2 separate regions of the Mus musculus genome follow, and region 1 is linked to region 2. A link is a loop called in an ENCODE intact Hi-C map of the cell type or tissue named here. Cell type or tissue: left cerebral cortex. All regions are shown on one strand. Links, peaks and the distances in the headings refer to the core of each region. The heading gives the core; the rest is flanking DNA.

Evidence for each region. Peaks named below come from ENCODE experiments on the same cell type or tissue, not always from the same donor. Only the 100,000 strongest peaks of a DNase experiment are listed, where the experiment ranks them.
Region 1: it touches region 2 in a loop (2.1-fold over the local background); 1 of 42 quality-filtered maps calls a loop at or near these places.

Annotation. Positions count from the first base shown.
Region 1 is chr14:101,856,145-101,862,214 of GRCm38, forward strand. The region is part of intron 4 of Lmo7 (LIM domain only 7); the gene reads left to right. Among named protein-coding and RNA genes, the nearest start is that of Lmo7, 130 kb to the left of the region's middle. In left cerebral cortex, for the core only: no CTCF peak of the experiment used is centred there; a DNase peak (open chromatin) is centred at 3,671.
Region 2 is chr14:101,799,110-101,805,179 of GRCm38, forward strand. All of the region lies in intron 2 of Lmo7 (LIM domain only 7), which reads left to right. Among named protein-coding and RNA genes, the nearest start is that of Lmo7, 72 kb to the left of the region's middle. In left cerebral cortex, for the core only: no CTCF peak of the experiment used is centred there; a DNase peak (open chromatin) is centred at 2,706.

The sequences.
Region 1 (6,070 bases), core at 595-5,594, 57 kb after region 2:
TTTAAACTGGGAAATCCCACCTCTAATGGGGTACACTTTCTATTGGAGGCCCATATACTTGTAAGAAGGAAGCTTTTGATCTTGGCCTGCTTGCTCTCACCTTGCTGTCAAGTCCATTCTTTCACTGGCATTAGAGCCTACTTCTCTAGGGTTCCAGGACATTCTGAAGACCAGCTGAGACATCCAGGTGCATGCACTGAACAACTGCTGGATCCTTGGACTTCTATTCATAGTCATCCACTGTTGGATTAGCTGGCCATAGCCTGCAAATCATTCTAATAAATTGCCTGTCTGTCTCTCTATCTATATGGCATGTAATGTATTATACATGATATGTGATGTGGAATGTAATATGCTTATGTGTGTGTATACACATACACACATACTCACTCTGTAGGTTTTGTTACTCTAGAGAACCCTAATACACCACCTATCTATCCTCATTCTTATACAACATAATAAAGGCAACACTAGACCCTGTGTAGAGGGACCCCTGTGAGGATTAAAAGTTGCCACAAACAAAGAGCCTCGATGTTAGTTAGGCAAGACACAAATATTCTGAAACTACCAGGAGTTTTTCTAATATCTCTGATAGATATATATTCTCTTCTTTCCCAGAACTCCAGAAGTATGTACAATCTGCATGCCAGTTTTGTATGAAGAGAAGTAATGGCTTTGTGATTGGAAACATGGTAGTCTTGAGAGTATTGGAGGAGGGCACATCACTTAGATGATGGTACAGTTTTATCTTTGGAGAGGAATAAGTCTGAGAGAAATGAAGGAGCTGTCATTGGAGGATAAACATTCCTAGGGGGAAAATGTGGAGGAAGGAGACAGGTGGCCGCAGGACTCAGCCAGGACACTCTCAGTCAGGGAAGGTGGCAAAACTGGGTGACCAGCCTATAGTGTCCACCTGACAGCATAAAGAAGGCCCTGGGGGACCTCTGAATACTCTTAGAGGAGAGTTTTCTTTTTCCTTATTCGCTTTTGAGAGTAAATTAAGATTTTATTTTTTATTTTTTTTAAATTTTTTTACTAATAACTCTAAACCACAAGGCATGGAAATAACAGATTTAGAGAATAGTTACACTTTCCCCTTAATCTTTGGTCATTTTCATACTATAAGAAATTATACACATTTTATTTTATGAAAAACAGTATTTACCAGTCTTCTTGGGATAAAATATGAAAGTGAAATGACTTTGCTTCTTCATGTTAAATCTAAACAATAATGAAACTTGGACTTGGGTGTCCCACAATATTGGAACACTTGCCTAGAGTGCTTGATGTCCTGGGTTCAGTCTCTAGCAGCATAAAATTCAGAAAAAAAAAGGAGATAAAATTATAGAGGAAAGCATAACGATTCTTATTAAACTCATTATTTTGGGGCGATTACTTTTATTATTTCCTCAGAGACTTTTTTACATGTGGGCGACATGTCTCTAACTTTAGATAATAACCACAGAAAGGGTATCATTAAGAAGTTAGAAGTAAGTAATTATGTCTAAGGGTTAATTCCCTTTGAAATTAATTCTCAATGGGTGAAAATGCCAGATGCAGTAGGCCTTCAGTGTAGGAAAGTTCTCACTGATCTTTCCTTTGGGGCTGGAGGGTGAGTTCAGGGTCTTGTGAAGGCTAAGTAAGAGCTCTTTTGCCCAGATAAGCGCGCTCTCTCTCTCTCTCTCTCTCTCTCTCTCTCTCTCTCTCTCTCTCTCTCTCTCTCTCTCTCTCTCTCTCTCTCTCTCTGTGTGTGTGTGTGTGTATCCTTTTAGTCCTTTCAAATGGTTCCACTCCCTGGTGAGTAAGCATTCAAATGTGTGAGCCTATGGGGCCATTCATATTCAAGCCAGCACAAGAGTATTAAGCATGGTTTCCGTCTGTTGAGTGGGCTAATTAGACAGCCGTTGGTTACCATCAAGTTACAGGTGCTTCCAGTGCACCTGTCTGAGTATCTGTCATACTGGTGTAAGTACTTTATTGTAGTACTTCCTACCCATTCTGAAGTAATTTCACAATCAAATGTTAGGTGCCTTTTTTATGCTCTGTTGGAAGATTAAGTAGAAATTCGGGGTTACACTGTTTAAAAGTTTACTTAAAACATTTATTTTTATTTTATGTGTATGACTACTTTTGTTTGCATGTATGTTTGTACCGTGTGTGTACCTGATTCTTGTGAAGTCAAGAAGAGGGTATTGGATCCCCAAAATTTAGAGTTATAGATAGTTGTGAGTCACCGTTTGGGCACCAGGAACTGAATTCTGGTCCTCTGTAAGAGCATCAAGTGCTCTTAGTTTTTGAGCCATCGTTCTATCTATGCTGAAATCTTTCTTCAACAAATTATATATTAGAATTGCTGTTAAAGAATGTCTTAAGAATTACTTATTAGTTTTCTGCTATTAGTGATCATAACTGATTACAACTGAAAACAATATAAAAATAATTATTTTATTTTCAATTATGTATACGTATGTATCCTGTGTAGGTTTCTGCATGGAGTACATTTAGTGCCCATAGATGCCAGAATGGGGTATCAGATTCCTCAGTGTTATGGTTACAGGTGGCTAGTAGCCACCTGATGTGAGTCCTGGCATCCACATTTGAGTCTTCTAGGATAAACAGTATTTGCTCTTAACCTCAGAGCCACCTCTCTAGCACCTAAATAAGTTTTTTTTTTTTTTTTTTAAAGATTTATTTTATTAATATATGTAAGTACACTGTAGCTGTCTTCAGACACTCCAGAAGAGGGAGTCAGATCTTGTTGCGGATGGTTGTGAGCCACCATGTGGTTGCTGGGATTTGAACTCTGGACCTTCGGAAGAGCAGTCGGGTGCTCTTACCCACTGAGCCATCTCACCAGCCCCCTAAATAAGTTTTAATTCATGACTTTCAAAAGTTAACTTTCTTCTTCTTTGGAGGTATACTGGGATTTGAACCCAGAGTCATGAGCCTTTTACATCTTGCTTACATTTAAGGAAAGATACATATATTTTTTTTAATATAAAGGACATATCTGCCCTTCCTTGATGGCAAGTTACTTTTCTGTACAACCACTGCACATATTAATTTATACATATTTTGTTTTTATTTTTAAAAAGTTGGTTTTCCTTTCTCTCTAGTGCCTTCTGCCTCCACTTATAAGTAATTGTATTTACAGAAACCATACAGATGTTGTGATTGTGTGGGATTTCCAGTGAGGTGCCCTTGTGTCTGTGCCAGCTTCCCCTCACATTAGATGTTTTTTTCTGACATTTAGTTCAGACTCTGCTAAATGAAGGAAGTTTAGGTAACATAAAAGCTACGTCTAAATGCCTCGCACTGGTCTTCAGGGACATAACAGGAGTGAATGCAAGGGATGAGGAAGCTCAGGCACGTGACAGCAGTGTCTTACCCTTCTGACCGGACCGGCCTTTCAGAAATCCTAGGGCGGAAATTTCCTCAGCACTGCTTGAAGTGTTTTGTTCTGTGTGACTGAAGATATGCTTTTTTTCCTTTTACCTCTTTTGGCTTAGGTGTTCTCCACTGGAAACCATGGGGCGTTGCTGCTTATGGAGTGTTAAATAACCAGTTCCCTGACCTTCCCTGACCTTCAGAGCCCTGGTCCAGAGTGCCCTGAGAGGCAGCTCTGCAGTGCTTTCTGAAGCATGCCTAAGCACAGTGAACTGCATCGAGTGTTCTTTTATTTCTTAGTCAACACTTGAAAACCCTTGGCAGTAGCTCCAGGCTTTGCACTAACTTTGAGCTTCTTTGTGCTTTTTATTGCTTATTTTTAAACTCAAGTTGGGTTAAGGCTAGATGAATTATGTTTCGGTTTAATTTTCTTTTTACAAAAGTAGCCAATTTTGACGAAGCTATCACTTGGGTCCGGGTGGAGCTTTAATTTGCTGGGTTTCAAGGGCAGTCAGTGGCTTTCAATATTTTACAATTCTCATTATTATGTGTGAATGTGACATACATGTGTGGGCCCACCATGACACTTGTATGGAAGATAGGAAGACTACTTTATAGAGAAGAGTCTCTTCCATTTTTGTATGGGTTCTAAGACTCAAACTCGGATAGCATGAGGCTTTTGTACCAAGCGCCTTGAGCCACTGAGCCATCTGGTCAACTCAACTTTCAGTGCTTTGATCTTTTTAGCTTGCATCAAAATCCTCCAGATGAATCTTCAGATTATGGTACTAGACCTCTAATTCCAGACAGGATGGCCTTCAAGAGGTTCTTGGGGTTAGAGGAGGCAGTATAGGTAGACACTCTATCGCATCTGTGGAAGAACCTGGTGGTCACGGTCATGTGGTATTGAGGCGCTAGAATTCATGAGTTTCTGTGATGGGGAATTGTCTTGGGCCCTGTTTTTTTGGCTCTGAAGCTGCCGCTGTGGCCCCTTACTAGGGCAGCACAAGTGAAAAGATGAAGACTCTCGGGGATTAGATGGTGTAACCCCTTAAGTTCTAAGTGATGGCCAGGGATAATGGCAGTGAGTCCATAGAGTATAATACAGAAAAGGTTCCTGGGTAACACAGTAGAATTGGGTTGGGATCAGATGTGGTGAATGGGAGCAAGAGGGCTGGGGAAATCATTTCGTTCATGATCCTGGGAAGGTTTTGGAAAATCACTCATCAGTAAAATGAGAATTGGTGGCTCAGACCTGTAATCCCTGTAGCGCCTAGAATTCTTATCACGTAAGATTCATCTCAAAAACAAACAAAACAACAACCCCTAAAATCAAACCACAAAAATACATGAGTGGAGGAAATGGAAGCTTACTGCAGAATATGTGTCAGTTTAAAAGGCATTTAACAAGGTATATTGAATTGGAAAGCTGATAGGCATGCACAGTTGTATTAAACCTGAATTGGAAAGCTAGTTAGGGTATTAAAATCACATGCATTTACTCATTTCCAGTGGTTTACATAGGACACTTGGTAATACTCTCAGAATATTTTGAAATTACTATCGTTAGATGAAAGCACAAGTAGGACATAGAAGGATCATGCTTACACACACGTGCACACATGTGCGCGCGCGCACACACACACACATATGGAGTTAAAGGTGGTATGTATTTATGTAATCATGCAGAAATTTAAAGAAAAGTTCTTTATAGGAATTATAAGAAACAAGGTAATATATCTAAAGAAAATATGAAGGCATTTTTTTTTCTTGGATAGTAGTTACTTCACTTCATTTATTTCCAAGCCTAGCATAGGTTAGACTCATGAGATTTAAAAGTATCTTTATAAATGACACATTTCTCATTCTGTTTCCAAAGATATATATCGTATATTACATATATATGTATGTGCAGTTCATTTTATCAATTATATATAGTCTGTGATGTTAACTTATTAATTTTATGTATATTTAAAATTATATATATATATATATATATATATATATATATATATATATATATATATATATATATATAAATTTGAAAGTATACACACACACTTTGCTATGGGAAAATATTGTCTCTCATTAAAAGCCTTTTCTTAATTTATCTCAAATAGTTTTATGTGAAAATGTAGTAGCAATATATAGTTTTGAGTAGAGTTTCACTGAAATACAGCTGCTGCCCCTGGCCTGGTTGGCTGTGGATGTGGGTAGGAGTGGAGGATGAGAAGCAGGTAGGTGTCTTGGCTTTCCAGTGTTTGACATGCTGTGAATGAGGGTTTAGGTCAGGTAAATTCAGGTTTAAGTTTTAACTATGTAAGCCAGTGCTATAGAACTCTATCCGGAACTGGACACCTATTGTCCTCAGGACTGGCTTGACCACTTGAATGAGCCCCCAGGCATGTTGGTTGTTGATGTTCTCACAGAAGGTGGCTTTGGGAGGGCCATTGGATGCTCACTTGAGATTCTCTTCTGCCTCTCCTTCCTATAGTTCTGTCCTAACAGTCATTGCTGGCGTGAGAGGGAATGAGTACAGCATTTGGGGTTATCCACACCCCTAAAAGAGACCTCACCTGTGCTCTGTAAGGAAGCCTCAGAAACTCGTGGTTTAAGTTGGACTTGGGTGGAATCAGATTTTTGTTTGCTGTTGGAATGAGTAGAGGTTTGTTTAAGTCCCCAC
Region 2 (6,070 bases), core at 456-5,455:
CATCATCACTTCCTGACAATGTCATCATGTTAAGAATCCATTGAGGGATTAATCCAGTGGTCAAACCAAGGCTCCCAGGATTGCAGTTATTGCACTATATAGCCCATTAACAGACCAGCAAGCCCAAAGTGTATACCTATAGGGAAATAATTTCCCTTTCAAATTATAACACTCTCACAAAATCTAACCAGACTTTTCCAATACTTGTCATTATTTCAGCACTTACATAGAATAACAAACAGGCAAGAACAGGAAAAATTCTGTTAATAAAATGTATTGAAATCGCCTGCCCTAATATTATAACACATGACAAAATCGTCTAAGTACAATACTTTTAATGATATGCATGGTAAATGGATAAAATAAAGGTTCAGCAATCTAATCTCATGTATAAGAATTTATGTTAGAAGAGCTGAGAGTAAGTGGAGACGAGGTGAACCAGTCAGTTTGTGGCATTTGGGTAAACGGTTGGCTGTGAGTCACTTAAAATCCTTACTCTATATAGGGATGTAGTATGTAACAAAGTGGTAAAAAAAAAAAAAAGCTGGCTATAACTCTGGGATAAACTAGACAGTTTGAAATTTTGAGTAAGCAAATGAGGCAAGATTGTGACCAAATTCTTGACAAATGAGAAGATGGTTATTTGTAAATAATAACATCTCTACCTTCATTGGTGAGAATTAGAGTGCCACGTGCTCCTTTTGCTGCTGTTTGTTGAAAGTAGTAAATAATGTAAATCATTGTTAAAATGATGGCTCTATCTCAGAGGCACAGCTCAGTGGGAAAGCGTGACCTTAAGCTTGAGTGCCAAGACCCTGGATCCCAGCCCTAGTGCCCCTAAGAGCAAGAAGATGGCTGTGTTGTAGCATCAAGCTCTCTAGCTGAAAAAGAACCCTTGGATAGAAACTTAAACAAGTCTCAGAGAAACAACTGTGCAACACCTATCAAATAACTTTGTGCTATTTTATTAACACAAATAATTCATTTATCACATAGAGAATATTTTCCCAGTAACCATTCTTTTTTGGAGTTTGACTACGGATAGAGGAAGAGCAACATTTTAAAGCCTTCTCATGATAGAAAATATTAAGAACAAATACCTGAAACATAAAATTGGTAAAAATTGTTCTTATTAGCTGGGCGTGGTGGCGCATGCCTTTAATCCCAGCTCCTGGGAGGCAGAGGCAGGTGGATTTCTGAGTTTGAGGCCAGCCTGGTCTACAAAGTGAGTTCCAGGACAGCCAGGGCTACACAGAGAAACCCTGTCTTAGTAAAAACAAACAAACAAACAAACAAACAAACAAACAAACAAACCACTGACTACTCTTCCAGAAGTCCTGAGTTCAATTCCTGTGTGGGAGTGCTGGGATTAAAGGTGTGTGCCACCACGACCGGCTCTAGTCAGTGCTCTTAATCCCTGAGCCATCTAATAGTACAATATATACCCCTTTCAGACTGGTTTCTTTCAGTTACTAATATGAATTTAATTTGCTTCCATATCTTTACATTGCCTTATAGCTCATTTTGGTTTTGGAGCAAATGTTATCCCATTTTTTTGAGTGGGCCAGTTTATTTATTTAGCCCAATTTACCTAATATGAGAGGATTTCATAATGGTTTAAAGTTGTTGTCATTATGAATGAGACTTCTCTTTAAGGTTAGCCTGGTCTACAGAGCGAGTTTCAGGGCATTCAGGGATACACAAGAGAAACCGAGACTCAAAACAACAACAAAAGACTTCTATAAACATCCACATGCAATTGCTTGTGTGGCCACACATTTTCAACCCATTTGGTAACCACTGAGGAGTGGTACTGCTGCTCATATGGTACCACTATGTTTAGTTCCATAAGAATCTGCCACACTGTCTTCCAAGGTGTTACACTGCTTTCTTCTCCCTCCAGCAACGAATGGCCATTCCTGTTGCTCTATGTCCTTGCCAACATTTGCTGGTGTCAGGATACTGATTTGGGCCTTTCTTAGAGGTTAGTAGGTGTGTAGCAGTAATGCTGTTTCCAGTTTCCATTTCCCTGCTGACATTATCATGTGGAATTTTTTTTTTCTCATAGTTATTTTCTGTGCAACTTATTTGCTGAAACTGTTAAGGTCTTTGTTTCTATTTTCAATCAGTGGCTTGTTTTGTTTAAACTTGATGAGTTTTGAGAATTCTTTATTAATTTTAGTTTTTGGACTCAACAGATATGCCTCTTGAACATATTTTTCTCTCATTCTGTCTTTTCATTCTCCTGTCAACGTCTTTTGGAGAATGAACACTTTGAATTTTAATGAAGCTTAGCCTGCCAGTTGTCTCTTACAGAGATTTTTTTCCCCCTTTCGTTCTGTGTTGTCTCTTAGGAATAAAAGGTGTGTGATCCATGAGTTTTCTTTGTGGGGTCTGCGTCTAAATGTTATTTGTTCTGATAAGGTATAGAAAAGTCCCTGGTGTTCAATCCACTAGCCTGTAATTCACGAGACTGTTCAGAGTCGGAAGATTCTACGGTCAGGTCCCTAAGCTTTGCAGCATGCCCTTGTAACACTTTAATTTCAAGTTTTTTATCATCTCCCCCTCTTCCTTTTCCCCTTGCATGCACTCCCAGTTATTCCTTCTTGTTCTCTTTCAAATTCATGGCCTGTTTTCTTTAATTGTATATATATATATCCTTAGCTGTTCTTAGATAGATAAATATAACTCAGCAGAGGAACAGGAAGTCTGCTGTGAGATTGCATCTCTTAGAAATGTCAGGAAAGCTACACCCCTGAAGTCTCACCAACATTCCTGCCTAAACAAGACAGCTGAAAACAAGGATGACGTAATAGATATGGAAAAAGGGAGAGCTCACAGGGCCTGGACCCTAGCAAGGGACTACAGGCAATTAAGGACTGCTGAGAGCACCCCCCCCCCCATATTGGTTATCTAATACCAAATGGTGAGCCCTGAAAACATATACATTGCATGCAAGTTACATGATTTAGCTGTTTCCTGGACTCTAACAGGTTTCAAGCTTACTGACGAGGCTCAGTACAAGTGCCATAATGGAGAAATGACACCTACATTGGTTTTTGACTTGCTGTTCTTCCACATGGTTACCCACCTAAGCATTTGTTGTTAAATTTTTACTTATGTTAAAGTTAAGCATAGCTTTTTAAAAATCACTTATGCTTGAATACACTAATGCAGTCATAAAGTTTAATAGCAAATGCTTTTATACTTTTAAATTTTAGATGACAAATGCTGGTTATCTTACCTATGAGAATATGGTAACTATCTACTTGACGTGCGTTTATTTTAAAATATGAACGTAGAAGAAGCTATTGACTTATAATCTTGACACCTCCTGAAAGTAACTAGGTCAGATGACTGTATCTTGTGGCTTACTCTCCAGATCACCTTTGACAATTCAGGAGAGAACAATACAGTTTGTTGTACCTGGAACAGAGAACAGACAGAATTGGTTTTGTTGGCTTAAAAAAAAAAATTATGAGCCGGGGGTGGGGGGGTGGGGGTGGGGGGGTGGCGCATGCCTTTAATCCCAGCACTTGGGAGGCAGAGGCAGGCAGATTTCTGAGTTCAAGGCCAGCCTGGTCTACAAAGTGAGTTCCAGGACAACCAGAGCTACACAGAGAAACCCTGTCTCAAAAACAAAAACATAAACAACCCCCCCCCCCAAATTATAGCATTGAAGCAGAGTGATTTTCTTTTTTTCTTTTCTTTTTTCCAAATCGACTTCTTTAAAGAAGACACAGATTTTGAAAATGTTGCAGGAACCAAATATGTGTACACACACACACACACACACACACACACACACACACACACCAGATGGATTTCAGGGCTTTGCTCTAATCATTCATACTTATGTGCTTGCTCTGTGGCCAAGCCCTGCCCAGGGCTGTCTTTAGTAAGCATTCAAATGTTTAATGAGCAGAATTCCTGTCTGGAATAAAAGTAAGCAAATAAAGCAATACTCTATCAGTGACAGTCAGTCAGTCAAGCAAGCAACAAAAGATATTAGTGTCTTCAGTTAGTCTTCAGTTAGGTATCGTTACTGTGCCTTCTTTTTTTTTTTTTTTTTTTTTTGGGTTTTCTGAGACAGGGTTTCTCTGTGTAGTCCTGGATGTCCTGGAACTCACTTTGTAGACCAGGCTGGCCTCGAACTCAGAAATCCGCCTGCCTCTGCCTCCCGAGTGGTACTGTGCCGTTTTAAAACAAAATGTGGCATGGAGATAATAGCTTAATGAATAGAGTGCTCATCTTTTCTGCATGAATGTCTGAGTTCAGTCCCATGCACTGCTTCATCCAGGTGGGCTGACAAATCAGGGAATCAGAAGAGTAAAGTCACCCATGGGTGTGCAGAGCAAGTTCGAGGTCAGTCTGAGTGAGCTACATGGAACCTTGTCTTAGTAATCATAAAAATTAAAATAATCATAAAAATTAAAAACAGTAGACCTAATCATAAAAGTGATGTGAAAGATACACATTTGCATCTATGCTGTTAGAACAACATTGGTACAAACTGTAACAACTAACGTGAGAAATGTGCTTCTTGAGTGGATGGCTAATAAGATAACCCATAGGTCACCAATCCCTTCCATGTATCAATACATTCTTCCATGAATGGCTTTAATTTTTTTTTTTAATCTTTGAAGACAGGAAGTAAAAAAGATATCCCAGAATTTTGTACTTTGGATAAAGAGCTTTCTGATCAAGGGGGAAAATGAAGTTTGATAGAACTTTTTTTTTTCTTTTTTTTTTAAGATTAGCCAACAGTAGAATGTCAATTCAAGTTCTTAAAACCTTTCATGTCTGAGCCATGTTAAGTTTTATAGATGGCTTTCTGTGTGTCACACCTAAGTAGGGAAGTCAGGATATATCTACAGAGAGAAAGATCTGTGAAAGAAGCCAATGTTCTAGTGTAATTCTAAGGACAGTCCTTTGTGGGGAGGGGGACAGTGGGGAGGGATAGATAATAGCAAGGGATGAAGGAGGAAATGTAGGCATCTTGAGACAGAGCTTAGTCCATTTGGGCTACAGTAACAAGTACCGGAACATGAGTAGCTTGCATATAGCAGGAAGTTATTTCTCTCAGTGCTGGGGCCTAGGAAGTCCAAGCTCAAGGCCGCTGCAGACTGGGTGTCTGGTAAGGGCCCACTTCCTTTATAAGTTAACGTCTTGTCCTTTATAAGTGCTACTTTGTCACCACAACTTCCCATAGTAGAAGGGCAAGGCCTATTGACTGAAGGCACTAGTTGCATTCAGGAGGTTCAGAGTCATGATCTTGCCACCTCCCATAGGGCCCTGCCCTCTACTTGAACTATGGGAGTTTTAGGAGAGTCACAAACACTCAGACCATAGCAGTGGAGAAGCTGAGAAAATTACTTAGGTAACCGTGAGAGTACCCCAAGTTATTTTGTGTTCTAGTTTTAATCCTTCCCAAAAGAACAACCCTCTGATGTGCTAAGCAAGCAGTAATTATGTTTGTTCCTCCATAGAAGGGAAGGCTTGAGAGGGATAAAGATATAATTCTACTGGGCTGGAGGGATGGAACAGAGGGTTGCAGGCCAAGAACACAGGCCATGGGAGCATCTGGAAGTTTATCCTGTAATCTGATTCTTGCTTCAGAGCCAGTGACCTGAAGTCAGTGTCCCTTTAGAAAGTCCACATGTGAAATTCAAGACCACGTACTATGCAAAGCATTTCTGTTTGTAAAAGAGAGCATTTCCATACATGGGTACTTGAATTTCCTTTAACTTGAGGCCCTGCCTGTATTCCATTAAGTGTGCTTAAATTCATGGAATTATTTTTAGATCTCACAGAACATTTTTTTTTATCCTTGCAAGAGAATATCCTCAGAGTTCTTCCTTGAGAATCATAATTCATAACTCACCAAGTGATTTACATGCTCGGTATTTGTCACAACTGTATGCTCATTTCCTCCTCAGCCTAGTGTTTATAACTGTGAGCCTTGTGATGGATGAAATAAAACAGCATTTTCCTCCAGTGACTCAGAGTTTTCGAGAGTGAGTGTGTGCTCTCCAGAGTGCTGGATTTTTCCTTGGGAGTAGTTCCGTGT